Linked DNA regions of Homo sapiens: region 2 is linked to region 1. The links are chromatin loops, found by intact Hi-C in ENCODE. Cell type or tissue: heart left ventricle. All regions are shown on one strand. Links, peaks and the distances in the headings refer to the core of each region. The heading gives the core; the rest is flanking DNA.

Region 1 (5,388 bases), core at 330-5,329:
TTAGCAATTTTAATTTTGCCCCAGTCCTGTGATCTCGCCCTGCCTCCATTTGCCTTGTAATATTTTGTTACCTTATGAAGCATGTGATCTCTGTGACCCACACCCTATTTGTACACTCTCTTCCTTTTTGAAAATCACTAATAAAAACTTGCTGGTTTTGCAGCTCATTGGGCATCATGGAACCTGCCGACATGTGATGTCTCCCCCGGACAACCAGCTTTAAAATTTCTCTCTTTTGTACTCTTTCCCTTTATTTCTCGGACTGGCCGAGAAATACTTAGGGAAAATAGAAAAGGACCCACGTTGAATTATCGGGGGTGGGTTCCCCCGATAACAGGTGAGTTACATCCTTTTGTTTCACCCCCTCCCTTTCAGATTATGCACGGGGCCCCAACTCCTCAATGAGGGAGGGATCTATCTGGGGCTGTACCTTTAGCCACACAATGTTCTGGGGCAAATTTTGAACTCATAGGTTTTCTTTAAAGGCTTTATTTGCTTCCTGATCCTGAACACATCCTTGGAAAAAGGAAAGGCCACAAAAAATATATACTCCTACCGCCTTTCAGATGAACTACCAGAAATCAGCAATTAGACCCTTAAACAAGGAGATTAAAGGTTTTCACAGTAACAGGTCAAACTGAATAGAATATGTTTCCTAAGGATGGGGATCTCAGCCTCATTTGTTTAAGTTTGTATCTTCAGCACCTTGAACATGACTGGCGTATAGTTGTGCTCAAACAATATCTGTTGAGTGACTAACTGAATGAAGGAATAAATGACCAATGAATATATTTAAGATTCATTTGTTTGGTAAGAACTGATTGTGCTACTAATATGTGGCAGGAACTGAGATAAGCAATGTGGACCTTAGACAAATGGAACAGTATGTTCACTTGCCCCTGACGAGCTTCTAATTGAGTAGGGAAGACAAGACACATACACAAATTGCTTTAGTCAAAGGGAGACCTTGGAGATCACATGATATAAGCCTAGACAAGAAATAATGGTAGAGCACAGCAGAGCAGATGGGGAAGAGGGCTCTTAAGTCAGATCGGAAATCTGTGGAGTATGACCGGGCGTGGAATTCACACCTATAATCCCAGCACTTTGGGAGGCTGAGGTCAGTGGATCACTTGAGTCCAGGAGCTTGAGACCAGCCTGGGCAACATGGTGAAACCCTGTATCTACAAAAAATAAAAAAAAATTTAGCCAGGCATAGTGATGTGTGCCTGTAGTCCCAGTTACTAGGGAGGCTGACGTGGGAGGATTGCTTGAGCCCATGAGGTCGAGGCTGTAGTTAGCTGTGATAGTGCCACTGCACTCCAGCTTGGGGAACAGAGAGACCCTGTCTCAAAAAAAAAAAAAAAAAAAAAAAAAAAAAAGAAGAAGAAGAGGGAAAAAAAAGAAATATATGAAGTAATTGGAATTCCTCTTGCTAGATAGGGATTTTCTTTAGGTTATAAACAAAAAATAACAATCCCTTTGAAGCCATATTTTCCGAAGTCATTATCGTTTGTATAAATGGTATACCCTTTGATGGATTCTTCAACAGATATTAATATTTTAACTATTGTTTTCCACATTGGTGCTTCAAAAATAAGCTATTCTTTTGCCCACTAAATACCATTTCCCAAAGCAAAAGCAAACAGACAAATTCATAACAAGGTGAAAATGTCTGTAGCAAATCTAGTCTTCCATCCAAAGAGAAGTGGCAGCTTTTATGAAATCATAACCTTCTCCCTTTTCTTGAAGAAAGGAAATTGCTCTGGGTCAGCAGGTGAAGAAATGGATACTCTCCCTTCTTAACTTACAGAGTTAACCAGCAATGTACAATTCAAAAAAGGGAGGCACTGACTGCTGACAATGGTCAATATAAGCCTGTGTAGTCCCGTAGGCCTCTGGGAATAATTAGCTCAACAGTGGACTGTGAAACACACACTGCTTCCTTCCTGGTGAGTTCTGCTCTGAGCTCCAATTGCAGCCCAGTTGTCACCTATGGAGGAGGACTGGGGACATGTTATCAGGAAACTACCAGTAAGTAAAGAGGCAGAACTCTTAGGAGCAGGGTGTGATGTAAGGACTTTTTGGCAGGTGACCCTGTCCCTGCTATTTCTACCTCAAGTCTTTTTCTGTTGTCGTTTTTAACTGAGCCCATGAGCTGTAAAGGGTAATCAGGGATATGGACAGATGTTATAGAAGCTTGTAAGAAACTCTTTATCTTTTTTTCCCTCATTTGGTAATACTTTTGGGCTTGTCTGAGAGGCAGCTGAGTTTTCTCTCAATCAGATTGTCAAAGCCAAAATAAAGTATAGAGATGAATCTCTAAATTTAACATTTTATTTTGGGAAGCAGGGATTGCAGTTTGGGGCATACACACAGACTGGGTGGTCTTCGGTATGTCTGAAGAACAAAGAGAAGGTTGTGAGTTTTATTAGAAAAAGAGATGCTAATGTTACATTATCATTTTGAAAGAAAGCTTATTGGCACTAGAGAAGCTTTTGGGAGCTGGCAAGCTCTGATTGGTGAGTGGATGTCTGGGTGTTTGTCTCCTCCAAATCTTGTGTTGAATTGTGATCCCCAATGTTAGAGGTGGGGTCTGGTGGGAGGTATTTGGGTCATAGGGGGCAGATCCCTCATAAATGGCTTGGTGTCATCCCCTTGGTGATGAGCAAGTTTTCACTCAGTTAGTTCCAGCAACATCTGGTTGTTAGAGAGACTATGCCCTCCTTCTCTCTCTCTCTCTTGCCATGTGACATGTCTGTTCCCTCTTTGTCTTCTGCCATGAGTAAAAGCTTCCTGAGGCCTCACCAGAAGCCAAGCAGATGCTGGTGCCATGCTTGTACAGCCTGCAAAACCATGAGCCCAATAAACTTTTCTTTATAAATTACTCGGCCTCAGGTATTCCTTTTTAGCAACACGAAATGGACGAATACAGTGAGTGACTGTGGTAGGTAAAACCAGGCTTGGAGTCACAGCAGGTTGCTTCAGCAGCTGCTAGGTAAAACTGCTCTTCAGGTTTCAGCTGGCTGTTTCAGCAGCTGGGCTTGTAGAAAATTCAATTCTTGGAGCAGGGGCTATGTTCCCCAAGTTCTTTTTCCCCCTGGCCCTTGATGCTGATTTAGTTGGGCATGACAAGAATGACCCAATTTGTATAATCAGCTTTCACAAGATATCGCCTCTTACACGTGGCTGCAAACTGGCCATGTGGAGCACTTGCCCAGCCAGTTCTCACCATGTCATATGGATATTTTTCTAAATAGATTTTATTTTATTTTTGAGATGGAGTCTTACTCTGTTGCCCAGGCCAGAGTGCAGTGGCACAATCTTGGCTCACTGCAACTTCTGCCTCCTGAGTTCAAGCAATTCTCCTGCCTCAGTCTCTTGAGTGGCTGGGATTACAGGCGCCCATGACCAGGCCCAACTGATTTTTGTATTTTCAGTAGAGATGGGGTTTCACTATGTTGGCCAGGCTGGTTTCGAACTCCTGACCTCAGGTGACCTGCCCACCTTGGCCTCTCAAAGTGCTGGGATTACAGGCGTGACTCAACCACATCTGGCCCTTAATTCCTTGTTCTATGATTATAGCAGCATAGGTCTATTATAAACATTTTAGAAAACACAGGCAAGCATAAAGGAAAAAATATAAATCAGCTACAAATTAAAAGCCCAGTATAAACTCTGCTAACATTTAGTGTCCTTTCTTCCAATCTCATTCCCCAGTGTGTGTGTTTTTTGTTTTGTTTTGTTTTTAGTAAATACAGGTGTCTTGCTATGTTGCCCAGGCTGCCACAGTGGTCTTGAATTCCTGGGCTTAAGCAATTTACCTCAGCCTCCCAAAGTGCTGGGATTACAGGCGGGAGTCACCACACCTGGCCTATGTGTGTTTTTTAAACAATTGAGACCATTTTGTATATGTTGCTTCTTATCCTTTTCTTTCCTCATTTGGTAATACTATATTGCTGTTTAAGAACTGTTTGAGGAGTCTGATGACATATGTAGAAAGGGAATAGGAGATTAACCACGAGGACAAGCTGGTATTGGTGACTGGAAGTCAGGAGTGACCATTGCCTGGCATCTCAGAGCCCCCAGGAGTGCCCACACCTCAGGGCACACAAATGAATGGATTTATATCAGAGAAGTTTCAGCCACACTCACCAACCAACCCCCAGGTCCTCTTTCACTGGCATCCTAATCCAGGTTGCTTCATAGAAGTCAGCTCACAGCCACACATTTCCCCCTTAAACTTTTTTTGAACTTGAACTTCCAGTATAATTAGAGTCAAACCATCCCAGCAGCATAAGAGGAATGCTTGGAAGAATGGATAAAGATCCACTTGGCATATTTATAATTTTTCAAACCTTCCACAAGGATGGTGGCAGACATTTTCTTAAGTGGTAGAGATGTCAGAAATTTTATTTTTAAAACGCCTTAACTCTGACTGGGCGCAATGACTCATGCCTATAATCCCAGCATTTCGGGATTCCAAGGTGGGCTGATCACCTGAGGTCAGGAGTTCGAGACCAGCCTGGTTAACGTGGTGAAACCCCGTCTCTACTAAAAATACAAAAATTAGCCAGGTGTGGCGGGCGCCTGTAATCCCAGCTACTCAGGAGGCTGAGGCAGGAGAATCACTTGAACCCGGGAGGCAGAGGTTGTAGTGAGCCGAGATCACGCCACTGCACTCCAGCCTGGACGACAAAGCAAGACTCCATCTCAAAAAAAAAAAGAAAATAAAAAAAAGCCTTAACTCACTGTTCTCATTTTGTTCCCATTTTATAGTTTATAATTAATGGAAAGTATGAGGTATCAACCAAATCTGCTCAAACATAGCCATGCATAAGCAAATCCTTTTTATGTTTAATAACTGAAAATGATTCATCAAATTTTATTAGATGGTGCAAATGCTTAGGTCACTTAGAGCTTCAAATGGCTCCAAAATTTTCTCCCACTCTTCCCCCACCAACTTTTTTTTGCCAGTTGTATATTTAGTAAGCATGCCATACTGAGTGTGGATTGGAGACACTTTTTCCTGTAAGATTTTTGCCCTGTATAACGGAACAATTACAAGGGAGATGATTTGATATATAATAATTTATTATGATAAAATATTTTGCCCAAGGATTAATTTTTTGGGGAGCAGTGGGCATGGAACAAAGCTGCAAGGACATGAAAAGGATCATCTGTTCACTTTTTTAAGAAATAAAACTAACACAGTTGAGCACCTACCATTTCCAATTTCAACTCCTTTAATCTTCACAGAGCTATAAGATAGATCTCATTATTACACCCAATTTAAAGATGGTAAAACTGAGGTATGAAGAGGTTAAATAATTTAGCCACAGTAGAAAGAGGCAGAGTTAGGATTCAAGACCAAGTTGTCCAGTTCTA
Region 2 (5,388 bases), core at 262-5,261, 120 kb before region 1:
TAAGCAATAATACAATTAAAAAAACACCAAAAGACAAGATATGCAGTTGCTTCAAATAGAAAATTCTGTTGAGGTCAGCATTGCCCTCAGAAAGTGGAGGTATTTTTTCTGCAAAGACCTCATTTTCTGGGATTCACAGCCTCACTCCATCTTTTCTCTGGGAGTGACCCTATCAGTTCATCTTCTCTCTGAAATAGTATATGCAACCAGCTGGTTTGCTGTAATGAAATAATTCCTGGGCCCCAAAGAACATGCAGCTCCACGGAGTTCCAAGTTCAAGTCTATTATTCACTTCAGTACAGAGGAGTAACAGTCAAACTGGCAGTATGTCACTTGCAGTGTGATTCCAAGGTATGCTGAGAAATGTGCTTGGCTTGGTGTGACCTGGTTTGGCTTGTCCTCCTCACTGTCACATGAAGCCAACATAGCCAGAATCCATAAGATACTTTACCCCAAGAAAGCCCTTTCTCTCTTGCAGAGATAAGGGGGCCTTATCCTATGCACTTCAGTTGATATTTTTCCAGCCAATGCCGGATTTTCCCTCTGGACTTGCTGTACTTCTAAAACCTGTTTACTTTGCAACCCCAAGCCAAAAACTTTGCAAAATCAGGCATAGTAAATAACACAAACCTGATTTTACTATGACCTCCCTCTTTTGGACATTAATCACTATTTACCTTGAATTTTCTCTTTGCTTAAATGGCTGCCCACTGTACTGTGTCAACTGGTAATTCTGCGAGATCAAAGGGAAGAGGAGAAAGCCGTCATTTTATATTTGGGTAGATTTGCAGTATGAAAACATGGCTAATCCAGCATGCTATCCTGAGGCCCAAAAACATAAGATGAGGATAAGAGAGGTAGTTTGGGGCGAGCCACTCATAGGACATTTTGTTGCCCATCTCAGGGGAGGTTCCTAGTTCATTACTCCTGGGTGTTAGGTGCCTGGCAGTTGGGAATCAGGTGTAATTAACCTTTGTTTTCTCTTTTGACTTGGTACAGTGCCTTAGACATACCTGGTAGGCACTTAATAAATGTTTATTAATAAGCTAATTTCCCTAGATCACATTTTTTTCCTGTTTTATTTTTATTTTTTTCTACTTTTGCTTTTAGAGATCACATTTTTATATCTGAATTATTACTTACCCAATTTAACACTAATATTTATATGATGCTTTGAATTGAGGTATTCACTAGCACTAAATAATATTTCATTGCCTGGATGTATCAATTTATCTATTCACCCACTGAAGGACATCTTGATTGCTACCAATTTCAGCAATTATGAATAAAGCCGTCATAAACAACTGTAAAAAATAAAATAAATTGAAGCATTTGCTAATTCTTGCTTTCCAAATTTTGCTTTGCATCTATAATGATCAACTCCTTTTCCATTTTCCACCTACAACAAGGAATATTATAATCACTTTTCACAATTCCTGCTGACAAATTCTCATAAAGGGAAAATAAAATAAAGTTGCAAGTCTAAATTTTAATTTCATGAGGAACTCAAAATTTGGAACTCCCAAATCTGATAAAGCATTTGACAGTGACAGTGAATATGGTAATAATTTTTTAAAATTATTAAGTTTTGATACATTCGAACTGTTTAATGAGAAGTTTAAAATAGTACTGGTTTTTCAGGTTTTCTGAATAGCAGGTTTTGTCTATATCATTATCACAATTAGTCCTAGATGAGTCTTATATCTGTTTCCATCCTTCCCATTCCACTGACGCTTCCCTAATCAGCCCCTCACCATATGCTGCCTGGGCTGTTACAGTAATTCCTACTCACTTCCTCCTCAAAGTCATTTCACTGCCACTATCAAGACCTCTCCTGTTTTGGCCTATTTCCAACACACATTTAAGTCATCTAGGGAGAAACTTTACTCTGACTCCATGCTGGTGATGACAGTTTGGTTTTCTACATATAGTGGGCTACAGGGAGAGTATATTGCTCTTTGTGATGCTCACATTTCTCATTATTAATGAACACACTGACATCCTCATTTTACCTATCAGTATCATTTTTGGCCAATATCAATGCACCTTTCAAAGACAGTCCCACCCATAGTGTGCCGACCATGTCAGACTTTTGATCCTGTGACTTTTGATTAGACCTTGGACCATTTTTATTTCCCTCACGTTGTAAATACCACTCTGAGATGGGGATTTGCATGCAGGAAGCCCACTGGGACTGGCACCTGTAATTAGGGTGGAGTTCAGCTGCAAGGCATTTGCAACAGAGGCCGCAGCCAATTACATGGCGAGCTCTGGAGCTGCGATGGCTCTTCAGAGTTGTCTCACCTCCAACAGGGGGCCCTACCTTTATAATCCCACATCGGCCAATCACCAGATGTGGGCTGCCCCCAGAGATGAGGCATAACTTTGAGCTGGATGGCTCCCTTGCTAAAACGGGCAATGGCTGTGAGCAGTCAGTGGCAATGGGCCACCAGCTGGGGAAATGAATGCCCATTCCTGAAGGAGTTCTCACAGATGTTCCAGAGAACCTCCGTGCACCTGGGGAAGGTCTCTCTGGTATTGATTGTTTGCATCACTCATTTGTATCACTCTGTGCTTGCTATTTTTTTTTTTTTTTTTTTTTTGGAGACAGAGTCTTGCTCTGTTGTCCAGGCTGGAGTGGAGTGGTGCGATCTCGGCTAACTGCAAGCTCCACCTCCCAGGCTCAAGTGATTCTCCTGCCTCAGCCTCCTGAGTAGCTGTGATTACAGGTGCCCACCACCATACCTGGCTAATTTTTGTATTTTTAGTAGAGACAAGGGTTTTGCCATGTTGGCCAGGCTGGTCTTGAACTCCTGGCATCAAGTGATCCACCCGCTTCAGCCTCCCAAAGTGCCAGAATTACAGCCGTGAGCCACCGCGCCTGGCTTTCTTTGAACTTTAGAATACACTACAAGGCTAGGATCTATGTCTCTTTATCTTTGAATCCATACCTAGCACAGTATCTGGTATGAGGAAGAGCTATACATTTTTATTGAATACAGTTTTAAAGTTCGGTTAAATTTTATGTTTTTACTATTTTAGATGCAGGCTTTATTTCCTTATTTACTTTCTCTTAGTCACCAAAACATGTTTATATTTCATTTCTAAGCCATAAAATTTGAAACACTCACAGCTTGTATGTTATGTCAGGAAATTTGTCTACAGCCACACCTTTAATCTTGATTAGTTTTTATCACTTGTTTTACATCTAAAACAGTGATGTCCAATATAATTCTTGGCTATGATTAAAATGTTCTAATATACGCAGTCTAGTGTGGACCTTGATCTGCTCTAATTTGGCATCATGGTTGGGTGCTCTGATACCAAGAACGTAGTCCCTGGTTTAGTAGGCTGAGCAGGAATGCAGAACCTGTTTGATCAGGAGCTGTGATGGATGTGACTCCTAGTGAGGAAAGTCAGATGCTAGTTTTCTAGCCATAGGGCAATTTTCCCTGACTACACTACACATCCATTCCAGAAATCCACTGCAAGTCAGCAGTTTCCTCAACAGTAGATGGATTGGGAATTGCTTTGGCCTAGTTCAGTTCCCTATGGCCTCAAGTGTGGGATATTTATTTAATGAGACCACTGAATAACTGGGGTTTGCTTCTGGTATTTGAGTTGAAGCAAAATAAATTAGATGGCATTCACCCGTTGATATGGTTTGGCTCTGTGTCCCCACCCAAATCTCATCTCGAATTGTAATCCCCATATGTCGAGGGAGGGAGGTGATTGGATCATGGGGGCAGTTTTCCTCATGTTGTTTTTGTGATAGTGAGTGAGTTCTCAGGAGATCTGATGGTTTTATAAGGGGTTCTTACCCCTTCGCTCTCTCTTTTCCTTCCTGCCACTTTGTGAAGAAGCTGCTTGCTTCCCCTTCGCCTTCCATCATGATTGTGAGTTTCCTAAGGCCTCCCCAGCCATGTGAAACTGTGAGTCAATTAAACCTCTTTCCTTTATATTACCCAGTCTTGGGTAGTATATAGCAATATGAAAATAGAATGATACACCTGTCCATCCTATCTTACTTTCTGGCTCAAGGACATTTTAATTCGTTTAATCTTTATTTTTGTTTCCATTTCCAAAGGTCATAAATTTAATCCTAGAACTTTGCAGTTATTAAAAGAAAATCTTTTTTTCTCTCAAGATATATTCTAACAAGATTGTCCAGTTGATTGGAATAGTCTTTTCATTTAACAAATCAAAATAAGAAAAGGATGTAATCAGTGAGTTATCTTCAATATTGAAAAAAAACAGGTTTAAAACTCGAAATCTTTGAGCTTTACAAATTCTTAAAATTATATCCTAGTATCAGCAATGAGTATGTAATATTAATATTAAAAAACCTAAGTTTTATCTAAGAAATGTTTGCAAAAATTCACACTAGATCAGCAATTTATTCAACATCAGGATTTTCTGTGTTCTATTTCCATTTGTTATATTTCCAGTTATATAATCTTTTCCTAGAGAAAGAGGAATAATGTGAATTAAATGTGTCAGATAAATGGTTATGAATCTTTCTCTTGATATAAACACTTCACACAAATTATTTTCAGGACATCCTTGGTAGTTGCCTAATTAGGTTATTGAATGATTTTTTTAAAAATCAGTATTAGTGTTCCACATTTAATTATAATCTACAGCTTTCTCCCCATTATTTGAATCCCAGCAATTCCAATAATGAGAACACTGTGTCTCATCCGTGTGCCAAACCCATCCGGTAGTAGCTGCTATAAAAAGAGGAAGGGAGGAGCAAACAGTCCCCAAGTCAAGAAGCCCCTGACTTTGTCATATAAATTAAACAGAGTGGCATGCAAATTTTGACATTTGTCTATCCCTATCGAAGCAAAAATCACACCTCATTTGAAATCCCTGCACATTGTCTCACCATAATTTGGAATCTGAAGGCTACTTCTGATTATATCAGGGAGCGAGGGTTGCAGATTAGCCCCATAGAAGACCACCAAGTACAATCCCTCTCCATCTTCTTTCTTTGAAAGAAAGTCTAATTGTTTGAAATGTATTAAATCCATTTCAAGGTGAATTGCTATTGCAGTCACAGAAGCTAGTAAATCTCAAAGTGGGAGAATATATACTTATGATTTTTAAAACTCAAATAAATGTTTCATGTTGGACTGCTACATGAAATCATGAAAAATGAACTTGGAAAAAATATGAAAAATGTATGCTTCATGCTTCTAGTACATTTCAACACCAGATTTTAGTGTGATATACAGTGATGGTTACCATAACAACACAGTCATCCAGGGCCTCAATTATGCATATAAGAAAACTGTCAGTGAAGTAGAACAGCCTCTGGTTGGAAATAACTGTCTTTCTCATAGTCACCTAGTATTTCACCTTTACATCAATTTTCTAGATTTGGGC

The links. A loop is a pair of places that touch in the nucleus more often than their neighbours do. Peaks named below come from ENCODE experiments on the same cell type or tissue, not always from the same donor. Only the 100,000 strongest peaks of a DNase experiment are listed, where the experiment ranks them.
Region 2: it touches region 1 in a loop (2.0-fold over the local background); 13 of 110 quality-filtered maps call a loop at or near these places.

The regions. Positions count from the first base shown.
Region 1 is chrX:13,112,241-13,117,628 of GRCh38, reverse strand. No RefSeq gene overlaps it. Among named protein-coding and RNA genes, the nearest start is that of FAM9C, 70 kb to the right of the region's middle. In heart left ventricle, for the core only: no CTCF peak of the experiment used is centred there; no DNase peak of the experiment used is centred there; H3K27ac peaks cover 1,035 bases.
Region 2 is chrX:13,232,544-13,237,931 of GRCh38, reverse strand. No RefSeq gene overlaps it. Among named protein-coding and RNA genes, the nearest start is that of LINC02154, 68 kb to the left of the region's middle. In heart left ventricle, for the core only: no CTCF peak of the experiment used is centred there; no DNase peak of the experiment used is centred there.